Regions from separate parts of the Homo sapiens genome. Here regions 2 and 3 are each linked to region 1. The links are chromatin contacts, found by Hi-C or POLR2A ChIA-PET in ENCODE. All regions are on one chromosome and are shown on one strand. The core of a region is the stretch at or near the end of the contact, and the rest is flanking DNA. Distances in the headings are between cores, read along the strand shown. Region 1 holds the start of MRPL14 (mitochondrial ribosomal protein L14). Region 2 holds the start of TBCC (tubulin folding cofactor C). Region 3 holds the start of MEA1 (male-enhanced antigen 1).

Evidence for each region. A loop is a pair of places that touch in the nucleus more often than their neighbours do. ChIA-PET counts read pairs that join two places held with the same protein, here RNA polymerase II (POLR2A). Pooled maps may share reads with other maps.
Region 2: a loop to region 1 is called in a pooled map, with 15 times the contacts of the local background. The contact joins the promoter of TBCC here to the promoter of MRPL14 in region 1. A Hi-C loop is called at or near these places in 6 of 50 pooled maps. POLR2A ChIA-PET finds 5 or more read pairs at or near these places in 2 of 52 experiments (AG04449 and PC-3).
Region 3: a loop to region 1 is called in a pooled map, with 4 times the contacts of the local background. The contact joins the promoter of MEA1 here to the promoter of MRPL14 in region 1. A Hi-C loop is called at or near these places in 5 of 50 pooled maps. POLR2A ChIA-PET finds 5 or more read pairs at or near these places in 3 of 52 experiments (B cell, K562 and T-cell).

The regions. Positions count from the first base shown.
Region 1 is chr6:44,126,086-44,128,778 of GRCh38, forward strand. MRPL14 (mitochondrial ribosomal protein L14) reads right to left here and starts at 1,367. Exons shown (of 3, transcript NM_032111.4): 1 at 1,259-1,367. It overlaps TMEM63B (transmembrane protein 63B), which reads left to right and starts at 1,469. Exons shown (of 24, transcript NM_018426.3): 1 at 1,469-1,593. RefSeq lists silencers at 1,100-1,159, 1,190-1,239, 1,260-1,659, 1,700-1,809, 1,990-2,149.
Region 2 is chr6:42,744,802-42,747,494 of GRCh38, forward strand. TBCC (tubulin folding cofactor C) reads right to left here and starts at 1,302. Exons shown (of 1, transcript NM_003192.3): 1 at 1-1,302. The coding sequence starts at 1,272. The coding sequence ends at 232. It also overlaps a transcript of BICRAL not described here. RefSeq lists enhancers at 791-950, 1,011-1,090, 1,121-1,330, 1,395-2,358 and a silencer at 2,301-2,360.
Region 3 is chr6:43,012,584-43,015,276 of GRCh38, forward strand. It overlaps MEA1 (male-enhanced antigen 1), which reads right to left and starts at 1,363. Exons shown (of 4, transcript NM_014623.4): 1 at 1,203-1,363; 2 at 532-806; 3 at 343-445; 4 at 1-38. The coding sequence starts at 1,230. It overlaps KLHDC3 (kelch domain containing 3), which reads left to right and starts at 1,666. Exons shown (of 11, transcript NM_057161.4): 1 at 1,666-1,765. RefSeq lists a silencer at 1,235-1,284 and an enhancer at 1,495-1,614.

The sequences.
Region 1 (2,693 bases), core at 117-2,616:
AACTGCATCCTCAGACAATTTTAAGTGACTGAAAACTCAGGCAAAGAAAGGCAAGAGGGCAAATAGAAGGGCACAGGAGACAACGCTTTTCAAATTTTTCTCACTGCGACCTACAGAAACACACTGTAGAACACCTCCTAGTACACTCACACGTGTGTGTACACCTGAAGTGTCAAGAAACAATACCCTAAGTGCAACACCCTCTGATATTTTCTATTTCAAGTGGCCGTGATCTACTAAACTGATTTCCAACTCACCAATAGGATTCAGTTTGAAAAACACTGCAATAAATCAAACCTTACAGTTGCATTCCACAAGCTACTAATGAACTCTTGAAAATCCAGCATACAGCAGAGACGCTGACCAACTACAAGATCCAAACCCCCCAGGTGGGCAGTGTCCTTCTGTTCAGCAGTGGCAGTTCCCCACCACCACCAGCCCTGAGAGTTAATTATCTCCCAAACTCCCAGAGTTTCCCAAGTAGCCTGAGGTGTCTGTCATATGCCCTTTTAACCTCTTTATAAATTCAGTCCCGTCCGTCTCTTACGGTGGCAAAGTTCATTTATCGTCGGCTGTGGAAAGCAATACTTCCTTTTTGTCCCCTCCAGGAACCAGAAATTAAATGACCAGGTTGGTGCCCGTTGTGCCTTTATGATCTATTTGTGTGGGTGATATATAGAAAGAGTCTCAGTCTCTCCCTTCATCTTTCCAGTCTTAATCACTGGTAGATGCAGTCTCTGGTGAAATAAGAAACCAGGGAACCCCCTGGCCTGGGGGAGGGCGCACTCATCAGCGTTGACAGAGTGAAAGCAAAAACTCAATCCTCACACCACAGAGGCGTCTGGCTAACTCATCTCCAGACCTAAGTTGGGAAAGGGGAGGGGAGCGCGGAAAGCGGAGAAGCCGGAGGAGACGCTCCGGAGTGACCAGCGACGGCTGAACGCAGCCCGCCCTCCCCAAGTCGACGCCGCAACCCGGGGAAAGCAGGTGAGCGCCGGCCACGGACTTGGGGGTCGCAGAAGCAGCCCACGGAGAGCGGAAGGGAGGAGGATCCGGGTAAGGGGCCTCCCCTCCCCGTCGGGACCCCCCTCCCCGTCGGGACCCCCCCCTCCCCGTCGGGACCCCTCCCACTGACGCTCTGCCTCCCACTCTGGCCTCTCCTCACTCACCCCGGGGAGTGGGCCTCCCCTACTGCAGAGAAAGGAAGAGGAGAAGGAGGGAATGAGGACTTAACGCCCACCCCTGCCCCCCACCATACCGCTCTCGCCGCCCGGGAAAATCCCGCCGCGGGCCCCACCAGCCAAGCGCCGCCTTCGCCCCACGCGGCCTCTTCCTAGCGCCTGCGCGCCAGGCCCAGCCCGGCGGACGCGATCTGAGAGTGCGCGCGCACCTTGCGTGCGCCGGCGTGCGGGGCGGGACCTGCGGGGCTCCGCCCCCTCCCCCTCCCTCCCCCCGCTCCCCCTCCCCCATACACTGCCGCGGCCGCCGCAGGAGCCCGGAGCTCGAGCCGCCCAGCGACTCCCCCTCCCCCTCCCCCAGCCCCGCCCCGCCCCAACCCGGGGCTCCGAGCCGGAGCCGAGTCTGCGCCTGGGGGTGAGTACGCGACCCCTACCCAGCCCTCGCTCTTTTCTTCGAAGATCCCACCACCACCCAAAGAAAAAACCTGGACTCAGCTGCGCGTCCCCTCCCTTCAACCTCCTGCGGGACCCAGAGGTGCCCGGGCCCGCGGGACCCAGGGGTGGCGCGCGCTGCCCCCAACCCCGCACCATCCCGAGCCAAATGTGAGTCCTCCAACCCCTGCCGGAGGTCCAGATACGCGCCGCCGGCTCTCCCCAGCCCCGGGGAGATCCCAAAGGGTGGGACCCCCGCCCCCGGCCCCCGAGTGCCACTCTTCTCCCACCTGCCCGGTGCAGGTGCGCGTCCCCTGCGCGACCCTCGGGGGTGCCAGCTGCGCCCCGCCTGTCCGCCGCCGTTTGGGGAACTAGCCGCCCCCGCCCCCGAGTTTTGGACCCCGGGGTCGCCAAGTCCGATGCCTTCTGTGCCTTTTATTTTTTCTGCTGCTCCCGGGGGCGAGTACACCCGAAGCCGGTCCGGGGTAAGGGCTCGGGCTCGGGCAAGGGCAGGGTTCGCAGGTGCTGGCACGAGGCCGGCCGCTGCCCCCGGCTCTGGGGACTGACTGGTCGGCGGGCTGGAGAGGCGGCCGGCCCCGGGAGCGTGTCCTCTCCTTGCGCCCCACACAGTGCAGTTCATTCATGAGCCGCCCGGGCCTGCGTTGGAGGGTGCGGTGGGGAAAAGATTCAGACGCGAAACCGAGAGTGGGGCAAAGGCCCTGTTGTGGGGAGGGGGCGCCGCTTTGTCCCTCCTGGCTGTCTTGACCGCCTAAGGCGGACAGTCCCAAAGCTTGGCACCTTGTTCCCCAGAAAAGGAAAGGACGCTTGGGAAGTGGGGAGGAGAGGTCAGAGGGGCTGGCTGCCCTTGGGGCGCTGTGCTGCCCCCTGCCTGGGTCCCCTGGGCAGAGGTCTGGCCGCTCGGGGCAAGCCTGAGCACTCCACCGCCCTGGGGGGCTGGGGCTTGCCTACCCATTACCAGTCTGCAGCAGCCGGGGAGCAATGAGGCTGTGCCCAACACCTGCTGAAGAGGGGCCCATCCTGCCTCCCAGGCCAGGGTGAGGTGGGGAGTGGGAGTGTCAGCCA
Region 2 (2,693 bases), core at 52-2,551, 1.4 Mb before region 1:
GGGACGGAGTAAGACTCAGTCTCAAAGGCATGACGAAAATAGCAAAAATGCTTTAGTGTTATACCTGTTACGAATTTAATGGAAATTACAAGTAGGAGCCCATTACAATCTCTAGCCTTAAAATGCTGAAAACATACACAGTGTGACAATAAGTAAACTTCGAGACCCAATAAGGGGGAAAGTCCAACGTGGAAAGTATTTGGTAGGAGTGAAGAACAGAGTGACAACTGCTTAGTCCCACTGGATATTTCGCTCCTCTTCAGGAAGAATACTCCAGTTTGGGGAGGCCATATCCCGGGCCAGCCAGTTAAAATCGTCAACATCGTTCCAGTTATTTTTGCTCCTATCTAAACCAGAGCTCTCGAAGTCCTTGTCGATCTCCGGGTAGCTCCAGGTGTAAGGGGCGAACTGGATCCCACTGCAGTCCTCCACGATGGCCCTGCTGGTCACCTGCAGGAAGATGCGGGTGTCTTTCGTACTGTGTATGCGGAGCTGTTGGCAGGCCACTGCCAGCACGCAGTCACTGCAGTCCTCCAGGAAAACAGAGGTAGACACCGGACCGCAGAGCAGCTTGCAGCTGTGGGCCTTGGTTAGCCGCAGGGTGTTGGGATTTCCATACAGTCTGACCGTGCAGTTGCTCAGTTCGGTCAAAAGAACGTCGCGCTGGTGCAACTCGCTGGCTCTCTTCTCCAAGACTTGGGACTCCAGGTTGGAGAAACCGCAGACCCAGCTGGGGCCGAGGTCTCCTTCCGCCTTCTTGGGCAGCGGGGAGTCCTGTATGCTTTCAACTGCCGGGGGGATGCCAGGAGCCGCGTCTACTTTGGTAGACGAAGCAGCATCCTTTCCCCGGGTCTTGAAAGCGAAACGCTTCTTGGGCTGCAGCCCCCGGCGCCGCTCGGCCAAGGCCGCCTGCAGCCGCGCCAGCGCCTCTTGTCCCTGCCGCAGGTCGTAAGCGGCTAGGAAAAAAACTGAGTCGTTGATTAGTTTCTGCAGCCCCTGGAGCCGAGAGGCCGCCTCCTCCAGCCGCTCGACCGACTCCGCGCGCTCCAGAAGCTCTTCCACGGCCGCTCGCTCCCGAACAAAGGTGGCGACGAAAAAGTGGCTGTTCTCCTTCTCTACCTCCTGGTTCTGCCGCTTTTGTTTCCGCCTTTCAACTTCCAGCTGCCGTTCTTGTTCGCGTCTCTGAAGCCGCTCAGGCACCAGGCTCAGGTCCCGCTGGGACTCCATGTCTCCGGTCCTGACAGCAGCAGCGGAGCAACTGACGGACTCCATATTGGCTTCAAGCTTCCTCTCTCTTGTCTTCCTTCCTCCGGGCGCGCTGTCCGTGAGGCCTCCCACCAACGCGTCCGGTGATTGGCCTAACATGATGATGTCAGATCCCCGGCCTTATTTTCTTCGCCTATTGGTTCCTCTGCGTCGGAGGGGGCGGGGAGATGGGGCGGGGCCGACTGACTATGGGGGTGGGAAGACAAAGGTTCTTGTGGATGGGTGGGGTGGGAGGCAGGCGGGGGAATCTTTTTTTTCCTCTTAAAGGGGCAGGACTTATATCCGGGATTGTGGGGTGAGTTGCAGCAGCGGCAGCTGCACATGTGGGTTTGTTTATAAGAACAAGGTTAGAAACTCGCAGGCCTCCCCCTCCCCCCAGCTCCTCCCTACTACCCCCTTACAGGCCGGAGATCCGCTACTAGGGGTGTGGGTGGGAGGGATGAGTGCGTGTGGTGGGTTGGGGGGACAGGTAGTGGTGAGAAAGATGGAGCGGGGGGGAATATTGCACCGCCTGGCCCGCGCCGGAGGAAGCAGCAGCTGGAACAGCTGGCTGGGGAGCCGCTTGCATGCCTCCGGTTTTTTCTTTTCCCTTCCACCACCCCTTCCCCCAACCCATTTCTGCCTCCCCGTAGCCCTCATCCTTACCGCCCCCCTCCCCCCTATCCACTGCAGTTCGGCGCGGCCTGGGGGCTCCTGGATCCCCGCAGGCAGTTACTAGGGCAGGAGAAGGCAAGGGGCACTGCGATGGGAGAGACTGGGTTCCTCACTGCAACCTGGTTCGAGGGGCCCTGGGGGAGTCCATAAAAGGATTACTATTTTTTTGGCCAATTGCTGCAGTCGGAGGGGTGGGGGCGGGGGAAGGTGAGATCCACACCCCCTTCCTCTTTCTTCCCTGCCCTCCCCGAGCTCGGTCCCGGCCACTCCCTCCGCAGCTGGGCGTCGCCGGCCGCGCTGGGGTGAGACCCTAGCCCCGGGCTCCGTGGCTCTCTGGGGCGGTCGGTCTTAGGAAAGCGGTGGGAGAAGCGGTACATTATTTCTAGGGGTGGTGGGAGGGATTTGTCACCGGAAGTGAATGGCCTAGCCTAAAGTCGGGACCAACCCGAGGTGTGGGTGGGCAGCCAAGACGGCGCAGTCACTGGCAAAAACCCGAGGCAGCGGGCAGGGCGAGAACCCGAGACGCAGCCGCTGCCCGGGCGCGGCAGCCTCGCATGCTTCGCTCAGATCTGCGGAGCTCCCGAACCTCTTTAACCCTGCCCGCCCTTCCAACCCTAGGTTTCCTCCTTATATCCCCAGTTCCCAGCCTCCATCGTTTAAATTGGGGTATTTAACGACCCAAGAAACTTGAAATTTCACCGATCTACCTGCATTTTGATGCAGAGAAAGATGGGAGGAAACGCGAACCATTGAATTAAATCTGAGTTAAAACT
Region 3 (2,693 bases), core at 113-2,612, 1.1 Mb before region 1:
TACTCCAGCCATTGTCCTTTTCACCAGCTCTACATGTTCTGAAATCAGAGCCAGAGGCCATTCAGGCATAGAAATAATGGGACCAGCTCCCCTCCCCAATCCCCGAATCAACCCAGAGCCCTTGGGCTGCTAGGGTCACCAAATCCACCTTGTTACTTTAAGGCAAGCCTGCCCATCCCCAAAGCTAGCAAAAGAGCATTTCACTTGGACTCTGAAGTCTACAAAATCTTAGTTTACAAACTATCTTTTTAGGATAGGGTCTTCCTCTGAAACTTCCTTCTACTGACTCATGCCAGTTCATTTCCTTAGTAATTATTCCAGAATGAAAGAATGATCTTTTACCTGGGTCCATGGGAATAGAGCTGTGGTTGTTCAACGCTGTAGCTCCCTCCTCATCTTCATCTTCACTCTCTAATGGTGGGTCTGGCAAATGAAGCCCCAGGGCCTGCAGAGCCACAGAAGACCGTTTGGGTCTAGGCTTTCAGGGAGCCCAGCTTCACCTGTTCAGGAACCATCCCTCCTCCACCCTACCTGGATTCGATCCTGGATGTCAGCAACTACATCTCCATCCCCCACTGGTGCCAGTTCCACCTCCTCTTGTTCAGGATCTTGGTTCAGGGGCTGGTAGGAGTAGCCAGCTGGGCCCGACCCCGTTTCCTCCTGCTCTTCCTCAGGCTCCTCACTGCTCCAATCCCCAGTGCCTTCTGAAGGGCCCTGATGTCCCAGTTCCTCAGTCTGATTGGGGAAGATACGCTCAGGGCCCATGGTGTCTCCTCCTAGAACTACTGTTGCCATCCGGGCAGGGGCTGCAAGAACAGGGAGGCGGTAGGACAGGGATCGGATGAAACCAGGCCCATCTTCATCCTCTCATCATCTCCTTGTAGTCTCCTGCGTGCAAAAAACCAGCTCCTCCCCGAGGCTCCTGCATCCTCCACCCCTCCGCCCCAATTCCAGCCTCTCGTTCCTCCCCCTCCTAAGTCGGGGTTCTTATCTTGAACCAGGCCCCACCAACTTGCTCCGCCACTTCCTAGTTAAACGCCCAACCGGAGGCCCTGCCACCTCCTAAAAGACACCCCTTCCAGAACCCCGGCTCCCCGCGCCACGCCTCCCCCGCGACTTGGGAACTCTGGGTCATCAGACTCCCCTAAACAGGTCGGCGTACCCGCCCCCTTCTCCCCTCTCCTAGAGGACCCCCTCTGTACCGCCTGACAGATGCCTTTCAGGCCCCATGGGCTCCCCTCAAATGGCCCCAGCTGCAGCGTCCCCCACCCGCCCCCATCCGAATCCCGGCGCCGGTGTTCCCGCGCGCCTCACCCGCTCAGAGCCCGCGGCCTCCACTTCCGGCGGGGCAGGACGTGCAGAGGTGCCTAGTCCTCCAGCCCCGCCCCATATCCATGATTGACGCTGGCGAGGACGAGGAGTCCGCCCCTTGCCCCGCCTCCGTCATTCCCAGCCCAAAAAACAAAGGACTGCATTACCCAGTGGCCTCCTCGGTCTCGACACATATTTGCACATGCGCAGAATCTCTCCTACGCCCCTGCCCACTCCTCAGCCCTCTCGTCCCTCAGGAAACGTATGGACTACAAGTCCCGAAATGCCTCCGGCACTTAGCTACGACTGCACGTGCGCGCACAGCTGCCCGCCGGAAGAACCGAGCTTGGCTGTGTTTATCTCGTTGGGGACTAAGGCGTCGGTTGGCGCGCAACGGGTTCTAGGCTGCAGGCAGCTCGAGGACCCGCGGCCCCGCCCCGGCTCGGCCTGGCAGGTAGCCTGGGATGGGTAGAAGGGCAAGGGAGAATTAGGGGGCTTAGGACGTGCTGTCTGGAGCTGGAGTGGCGGGGGAGGGGCCTGAGAGTGATGAGGTGGGGGTGGGGAGGGAGCTAGGGGGATGATGGGAAAGGAGAGTGTTAATGGGGAAAGCAGGGCTAGGGGAGGATGGCGAGGAGATGGGTAGGAGAGACCTGGTGTCTGGAGGAAGCAATGAAGGAAATGGGAAGGAAGACTGGGCCATGAAAACAGGGAAGCTGAGCATAATGGAAGGGGAGGGGTGTCTGGCGTGGTGGGCTAGGGGAGGCCGGAATGTCTGGAAGAAGACAGGGATAGAGTCATATGCAGAGAGGGGTATCGTGGTCAGTGCATGCTAATTTTTCTTTCCTTAGTGGAGGTGGGAAAATGGAGGGCTGTTGGGTGGAGCTTGGAATGGTAGGAGAAGGAAAAATGAGAAAACTGCAAAGCTCTCACGAGATCAAGAAGGGCGAGAAATGGGGAATAAAAAATGCAAGAGACCAGGCGGGTAGATACATTAAGGGAATAGAAGAAGTTTGAAAATGCTTGGTGGTGATGGAGGACTGGGGAGACCCAGGGATAAGAGGAGCCCCTGAGCGCCTGGGGGCTTGTTCTCCTTGAATTTGAGTTGTTTATATGGCAGAGAAACTAAAATTTTTTTTCTCCACCTTTGGCTGGAATTGCTTATCTCCTCTCCTGTGCATATTTTACTTTACCTTGACATATCTGAAGGGAAGAATAGAGAATATAAGGGAGGATGGAAGACTTCCATTCTTAAGCCCATCGACCTCCTAACAGTCTCCACAAGCCCAGACCCAAGATATTTTGGAGAGCGGGAGTAATGAAGTGAGAGTAGCTTCCTGCTGGGGCTATTTCAGGATGGGTCCCATGGCTATTTAAAGCTTAGG